Regions from separate parts of the Homo sapiens genome. Here region 2 is linked to region 1. A link is a contact called in ENCODE POLR2A ChIA-PET data. All regions are on one chromosome and are shown on one strand. Each heading gives the region's core, a stretch centred on a gene start or an enhancer-like site at or near the end of the contact. The rest is flanking DNA. Distances are from core to core; before and after follow the strand shown. Region 1 holds the start of RDX (radixin). Region 2 has its middle 18 kb from the start of FEZ1.

What was found. ChIA-PET counts read pairs that join two places held with the same protein, here RNA polymerase II (POLR2A).
Region 2: POLR2A ChIA-PET joins it to region 1 with 10 read pairs in T-cell. The contact joins the enhancer-like site here to the promoter of RDX in region 1. POLR2A ChIA-PET finds 5 or more read pairs at or near these places in 2 of 52 experiments (H1 and T-cell).

What each region holds. Positions count from the first base shown.
Region 1 is chr11:110,294,196-110,298,325 of GRCh38, forward strand. RDX (radixin) reads right to left here and starts at 2,419. Exons shown (of 14, transcript NM_002906.4): 1 at 2,272-2,419. RefSeq lists an enhancer at 1,516-2,388 and silencers at 1,602-1,661, 1,792-1,891, 1,902-1,951, 2,002-2,801.
Region 2 is chr11:125,512,432-125,516,561 of GRCh38, forward strand. No RefSeq gene overlaps it. Among named protein-coding and RNA genes, the nearest start is that of FEZ1, 18 kb to the left of the region's middle. Within about 2 kb of position 1,985, at least 9 of the 41 ENCODE cell types and tissues checked have a DNase peak (open chromatin) inside an H3K27ac peak, as active enhancers do.

The DNA of each region.
Region 1 (4,130 bases), core at 1,169-3,668:
ACCAGCCTGGCCAACATGGCAAAACCCCGTCTCTACTAAAAATGCAAAAATTAGCCGGGCATGGTGGCGCACGCCTGTAGTCCCAGCTACTCGGGTGGCTGAGGTACAAGAATCACTTGAACCCAGGAGGCGGAGGTGCAGTGAGCCAAGATCATGCCACTGCATATCACCCTGGGAGACAGAGCGAGATGGGCTAACTGGATTAAAATAAGCATCGGTTTCATTAAAAAGGACTAACTTGAAGATAAATCTTTTGACTCTAGCTCTTTAGAGGATCTAAAGTGACCTTGATGGACAGTGGAAGAAATCACAACATGGAATTCCTTGAGTAAAAATTTATCGACTTAAAAAAAAAATCCAATTCTGCTTTTGGGAACAGTGAACCAATAAACAAAAGACAACGCGTTCCCCATCCCGGAGACTAATGAGACTCAGCAAGGGAGGGAAACAACAGCAAAGTCTGTCATTTCTTACCAACAAAAGGAAAGTAATCAATTTGACTTTCAGTTAATTAATCACAATTTCAAAAAAAAAAACAAAAGGACAGACTCAACGTATTTTCCCTACACCCAAATTAATTACATCTATTCTACAGCTACTTCTGAGACTCTCCTACATACTCTTCCATGTGTGGGGATACAGGAGTGAACAAAACATTGTATGTGATTCCTAAGGTCAAGAACTCAACGTTTTTTCAATGCCACAATCAAATTCTGTCTCATTTAAATAAAACTGTAAAGAATGCCAATGTCTATTCATTCCTTGCTAATAATATACCAACTGTTTATTAAATTCCATCATATATAAAAAAGCGATTAAGCAAAGAAAGTCACTGCAATCGTCTTTACAGCATACGATTAACTTCAAAAGGAGTGTTTTACATGTTGCTGTATTTGAAGGAAAGTATTATTAATCTCTGGAAGATAAAGCACACTGGGGAAAGCAAAGAAATTCTGAAAATAAAAAACTGCAATCCTGAATATTAGTCTCCTTTCTCAAATCCAGTGATGCTGTTTTGGCAAATGGATCAAGCCATTATTTATCCAGCAACATGAACGGGGTAATTGTTCCTTCTTAGCTCCATCAGTCATATAAAAGAGTATTTAGTGTTCTAAAAAAAAAAAAAAAAAAAGAAGTATGCTCCTTAAACAATAGATTACAATGTCTATGTCAAAGTACTCGTTTATCAAATAAACCCTTATTATCTTAGACTTTTATATTTACATCCTGCCAGTCTTAGTGCCACAAGAATGCCATCGAGTTCCTCAGCAACGTGTCTTCCACCAAAATCTCAAATGTATTTTAAAATATATTTTTATGAAGTTGACTTTTAACACATTTCCAACCTAGTAACTACTCTTTAAGGAAAAAAAAAAACCACCAAATATTGGGAATGTCTGAAGAAACATGACATCTGTCTAGGAAGTGATGTAGTCTGTTTAAACTGAAAAAAAAAAAAAAACAAAAATGCACTGCCCCCTTTCAAAGTTAGTCCGGGAATTGAGTTTAGAATCCTTTAAAGGAAAAGAGGGATATCATGTACTGAACTTGTCTGGTGGGGTCTGAGACACTAAAACTGAGCGGCCTCAAGGGCCCGAGAAAGTTACAGGGCTCCGAGAGCTGCAACAGCAGCAGGTAGAGCTGCGGCCGGGAACCGCGGCCCTGGCCTGGCGGGTGCGAGCGGCGGGAGCGACTGGCGCCCCAAAGCCTGTCATGCAACATCCCCTTTGCCACTGGGGCGGAACGCACGCTCTCTAGTAATTTAACACCCCTCCTTTCAAACTGGAGGCCGGGGAACAAGTTCTAATAAATGTAAAATCGAATTCTACCTACGCTGAATATCTGGATTTTCAAACAACCCTTGGGACCATGCCAGCCCGGGCCCGGGGCCCAGTCCAGGCAGCGGGAGCCCACCGTCCCCAGGGCGCTGGGGGTCCGACACCGGCGCTGAAGGCAGACTCCGCGCCCCGAGGAAAGGAGAATCCCGCGGCGGCGAAGGTCGACTTTGGCCCGGCCAGGCACGTTCGGGCCGCGGCTCAGCCACGACTCGGGCAGGGCCTCGCGGCCCCTACCAGCCCCGGGAGGAGCCTGGCCGGCCGGGCCGTTACCACAGTGGCGCCTCGGCCAGCTGGGCGCGAGCGGAGGCGCGCCAAGCCCTGGCGGCGGCGCCACGGCCGGGCAGCACGGGCCCCGCAACTTCGCGCCGCCACCTTAGCGTCTCCGGAGGAACCGGGAGCGGGGAGTGGGGGAAGGGAGGGCGCCGCGCCTTACCCGGAGAGCGGGCGGCTTCTGCCCGCCGGCGTGTGGCTGGGGCGCTGCGCGGCGGCGCGGCTGCGACAGGGAGGGAGAAGCGGTGGTGCGAGCGCTGGCCCGCGGGAGACGAGAGGCGCCGCCGCCACCGCAGACAGCTCCGCAATATGGCCGCTCGGCGCCTCCGCGGGAAAAGGCGGGGCTGCCCGGCGCCCCCCCGCCTCCCCCTGCCGGCCGGCCGTCCTCGCGCCGCGGACTGAGCGCCAACGCCGCCGCTGGGGGCCGCCCCCGCCCCGCCCCTCCCGCAGGCTCGCAGCCGCAGGCCTGGCTCCGGGCGTGGCCGGGGGTCGCGGTCTGGGGCCGGCCAACGCGAGGTGGGTGGCTGCGGGCTCGGGAGCGCCCAGGGAAATAGGGCGAATGCGCCGGAGGGTCGAGCCCTTCCAGAGAGCGCTGGGCTCCAGCTAAACCTGCGGTCGAGGGAAGCGGAGCCGCCCAGCCCAAAGCTCGGAGTGTGCCCGCCGCCTCCCCAACGAGTGGAAACTTGAAACTCCCGCTGGTGCCAGCAAACTCACTGAGGGCGTTGCCGTCGCCCCCAGAGGAGGAATTCTTCCCAGAGGGAGCCGGGGACCAAATGAAGCGTGAGACTTGGCTGTTAGGTTTGAAGATCCTGGACTGGGAAGGAGAAAAGGGCCTACCTGAGCGGAATTTAGATTTGCAACAAAGAACGTTTACATTATTTTGGCAGGTTTTAGCCAACTAGAAAAACTTAATTTTTCAGCGACAATTTTCAAACTTCACCAAAACCTCAATGGATAAGACCCCAAATCAGGAGTGCAAATTTTAATCCAAGCAAGGATGTGTGATAATTTTTTATTACCAACGACATGCTTTGGCAGTTGGAAGGAGTTGGTTAGCAAGAAAAAGTTGGAAGTAGGGCCCCAAAGAGCCGCCAAACCTACATAATTCTAGATTTAGAGAAAGTTAGGCATTCGATCTTAAGACTAAGTCTAGCCCACTCACTTTAGTTAGTGGCTGGGATGAGACAGGAAGCTCCTGACTTCTGGATCAGTCTTCTGTCATCTAATCCATGCTGAGTCCCCTCAGTATTGTCTGCTGGGATGATTCAGGGAGCAAAACTTGCTATGAGTATACAAACAGCAAGCGCACAAAATCAGATTCGCCTGGCTTGCCCTGTTTGCAATACTTTTTTTAGCTTATCTTTTGTGAACAAACTTTAGATTCAAATAACAAAACGCCTGAGTATACTTACTTTTATAGGACAAATAACTCCTATACTTCCTGCCTTAGCATTTACCTTAGGTGAGACAGTAGCTTTTCCAGGAAATATCTGCAAATCACTTTCACTAGCCTGCCTCTTCAGTGAGTTTCCACTATTGCCCTTTGAGACCTCTCCGAACAATTAAAAGCCCCCAAGAGACTCAAGGGTTAAACTCAAGGGCCTTTAGATAGCAAATTCCTCAAGGATGGGAACCAGGTGTGTGACTTGCGACCAAATAGGTTCTTGTGGTTCTTAGGGACCACCAAAAGATCACTCCTTACCTCTCCCTAGGGTGCAAGAATTATCCTGGTTATTGTTCAGCCTACCACATCAGGTTGCAGGCATAGTCAAAGTATTACGTAATACTTCCCATGAAGTAGGTAAGAAAAAAAAGTATTATGTAAATTCCTACATAGTACACTAATCAAATGAAATTATATAACACACTTTTGCAACTGAAAGTGAAGGATTCACTGTTGTTGGTCAGGTGCCAGACACTGGTGTGAAATTCTTTTACATGACTGTCTCTTTTAATGGTTACAAAAACCCTCTGGGATAAATACTATTATTGACCCTTTAAAAAAAATCGATGAATAAGACA
Region 2 (4,130 bases), core at 735-3,234, about 15 Mb after region 1:
TCAGCTGCTCTTTTATATTTCCCATTCCTTTACCTGATCATATCACGTAGGCCATGAGGCCTGATAAATCATTAAATAAAACTTGATCAATACATACACACAAAAACGTGTTCACAAATGTACATAGCAGCTTTATTCATCATAACCAAAAAAGTTGAAACAACCTTTTGGGGGTCAGAAAATATGGCATTTTGAAATGCTGAGTACTTTGAACTAAAGAAGCAGCCTCTGGCAGAGTACAATGGCTCACACCTGTAATCCTAGCATTTTGGGAGGCCAAGGTGGGAAGAATTGTTTGAGCCCAGGAGCCTAAGACCAGCCTGGGCTACATAGTGAGATCCTGTCTCTACAAAAAAATTTAAAAATGGGCTGGACATGGTGGCACATGCCTGTGGTCCCAGCTACCTGGGGGGCTGAGGTGGGAGAATCACTTGAGCCTGGGAGGGTGAAGCTGCAGGGAGCTGTAATGGTGCCACTGCACTCCAGCCTGGGTGACAGAACAATATCCTGTCTCAAAAAAACAAACAACAACAAAAAACAACAACAACAAAAAAAAGCAAAACAAAATTTTTTAAAGGAAAGGGCCTCAGAACCAAGGTCTCTCTGACCTTTCCCTGCTTACTATGTCTTGATTCTCTTTTTCTCCCAAAGCATAGGGAAGCACTTTCTCTGACATTTCCTTTATCTGACTAAGAGAAATCCCTCCAGAAGAAATGAAGTGTCATGAACTCACTCCCTGGAATCTATATGATCTCTAAGAGAGGAGACTAAATGTCTCCACATCTAGGACATCATGCCCAGACAGACTTTTCACTTATGCTTCTGAGAGCTACCTGAGAGACTTCTTCTGCATAATAAGACAACCTTTGCTTGCAGTGCTCTTCCTCCCCTCACTCTCCCACAGCTTGTTGCCACCACCCTCCAGGAGTCTTTAAGCTTCTAATTCTTTTTTTTTTTTTTTTTTTTTTTGAGACAGGGTCTCACTCTGTTGTCTAGGTTGGGGTGCAGTGGGTGCAATTACAGCTCACTGTACTCACTGCAGCCTTGATCTCCCTGGTTCAAGTGATCCTCCTACCTCAGCCACCTGAGTAGCTGGAACTACAGGGGCATGCCACCACACCCAGCTAAGTTTTGCATTTTTGGTAGAGATAGGGTTTTGCCACATTGGCCAGGCTGATCTGGAACTACTGGGCTCAAGCCATCCTCCCACCTCAGCTTCCCAAAGTGCTAGGATTACAGGTGTGAGCCACTGTGCCAAGCTAATTTTTTCTGTAGCTCACAATGCTATTTAAGCTTCAACCATCTGGCCCTCCTTTGTGTCTCATATTTTGTGGAACTCCTATACATATGCATGTAATAAATTTGTATGCCTTTTCTCCTGTTAATCTGTCTACTGTCAAGTTTATTCCAGAGATTATCGAGCCTTTAAAGGGTGGAAGGAGAGTTCCTTTCACTCCTACAAACCCAAATGTCCATCAAGGGATAAATGGATAAACAAATTGTGGTATATCCATGCAATGAAATGTCATTCAGCCATAAAAAGAACAAAATACTGATACAATGCTACAACACAGATAAGCTTGAAAGCATTATGTTGAGTGAAAGACAGCAGACACAGAAAGGCACATGGTACGTAATTTCATGTACATGAAATGTCTACATAGTGTCAATTGAAGAAAATGATGAGACAAGTCTCAATCATTTTAGATTTATTTGCCAAAGTTAAGGACGCATCCTGGAGACAGGTCTATGCCTTTCTCTGAAGATGATTTTGAGGCTCCAAATTTAAGGGGGAAAGGGTGGGATATTGAGAAGCACACAGTTTTCACATAAGCAAAAGGGGCAAAGGAAAAATGTGGGGAATCTGCATTTTACATAAGATAACACAGACAAAATGGAGTAGGGGAAAAATCAGATATTCATTTGTGTCTGGCAGGCCTGCACCTGTAAAGATGACCTAACAATTTGCATTGCCATAGTGACGTTTTAACAGCTCACTGGGAATTTCCCCATATTTTGCCCACAAGGAAATTCCTGGTGAGCTGCTAAAACATCACTGTGGCATGCAAATTGATAGGTTATCTTTACAGGTACAGGCCTGCCAGACACAAATGCATATCTGATTTTTGACTTTTCCCTTTGGCTAAATGACTCTGGGGTCCCAAAATGTAATTTCTTTTCACAATAGAAACATAAAGTAGATTGGTGGTTGCCAGGGGCTGTGGAGAGTGACTGCTAACGGATGTGTGGTTTCTTTAGTTTGGCAGGGTGTGTGTGTGGCGGGGGGTGGGATGATGAAAATGCACTAAAATTAAATTGTGGTAGATAGTAAAAGGAAGTAGTTATGTGATTGTTGCACAACTCTGTGACTATACTAAAAGCCACTGAATTGTGTAGTTTAAAAGGGTGGCTGGTTGGGCGTGGTGGCTCACGCCTGTAATCTCAGCACTTTGGGAGGCCGAGGCAGGCGGATCACCTGAGGTCGGGAGTTCAAGACCAGCCTGACCAACACGGAGAAACTCTGTCTCTACTAAAAATACAAAATTAGCCAAATGGGGTGGCACATGCCTGTAATCCCAGCTATTTGGGAGGATGAGACAGGAGAATCACTTGAACCTGGGAGGCGGAGGTTGCAGTGAGCCAAGATTGCGCCATTGCACTCCAGCCTGGGCAACAAGAGCAAAACTCCATCTCAAAAAAAAAAAAAAAAAAAGTGTGGCTGGATGCTGTGGCTCATGCTTATAATCCCAGCACTTTGGAATGCCAAAGCAGGAAGATTGCTTAAATCCTGGAGTTCAAGACCAGACTGGCCAACATAGCAAGACCCCATCTCTACAAACAAGTTTTTTTTTAATTAGCTGGGTAGGGTGGCACACACCTGTGGCCCCAGCTACTTGGGAGACTAAGAAGGCAGGAGGATCACTTGACCCTAAGGGGTAGAGGCTGCAGTGAGTTGTGATCACACCACTGCACTCTAGCCTGCACAGCAGAACAAGACCCTGTCTCTAAATAATAAATGAAAAGGTAAATTTTATGGTATGTGATTATATCTCAGTAAAAGTGTGATTTTTTAAAAAGTCAATGAATCTTAAACAAATAAGCAAACAAAAGCTTAGTCAGGTCTCAGGTGATGCTACACTACTACCCAAACAGATTCATTTCTAAAAAGCAAGCAGCGTAACAAGAGCAGCCATTTATGTGCTTACTATGTAAGGAGCTTTACCTAACAATACTGTTTGTTAAACTTTTCATCTCATTTTATTTGCACAATGACCTTATAAAGTATGTATGATTACCCTTTGTTTAGGAAAATGAGAAAACAGGCTCTCAGGGATGGGATAATTTGTTCAAGGCTCACACAGCTAAGAAGGGGTAAGGCAGGAGTTCTAACCCAGAGAGCCATCTGACTCCAAAGTTCAGGATAGCCACGTTCCCACTATGTTCATCAAAAAAAACAAGAATGAGCCAGGCGCTGTGGCTCACGCCTGTAATCCCAGCACTTTGGGAGGCCGAGGCGAGCAGATTATCTGAGGTCAGGAGTTCGAGACCAGCCTGGCCACCATGGTGAAACCCTGTCTCTACTAAAAATACAAAAATTAGCTGGGTGTGGCAGCGGGCGCCTGTAATCCCAGCTACTCGGAGGCTGAGGCAGGAGAATCACTTGAACCTGGGAGGCAGAGGATGCAGTGAGCCGAGACTGCACCACTGCACTCCAGCCTGGGTGACAGAGCGAGACTCCAGTGCAAAAAAAAAAAAATGCTGAGAAGGATTTTAGCTGAGTCTAAAACAAGTACTGGCAGGGCTCTGCTAACCACGCTGCTGCTCACTCCTTCTTCTGCAATAGTTATTTTTCCCTAATGGGTTTTTGTCTGTGTTGGAAGGAAGTCTTTTCTTCCACCAACTATGTTGTAGTGTGTGTTTGGGGCTTGGGGGACTGCAAATTAATTGATGATAGACAGATCCACAGAAGAAAAGACAAGGATTATTTACACATGCATGGGGGAGTACTCAGTAAAGGGTAATCCCTGGCAAAAATAGCCAGGGGTACGTGTGACTGCATCAGTTTAACAAAAGGGAATGGTGGTTAAGGCTTCATTGGGAATGTATGGAAGATTCTATTGGGCTTTTTT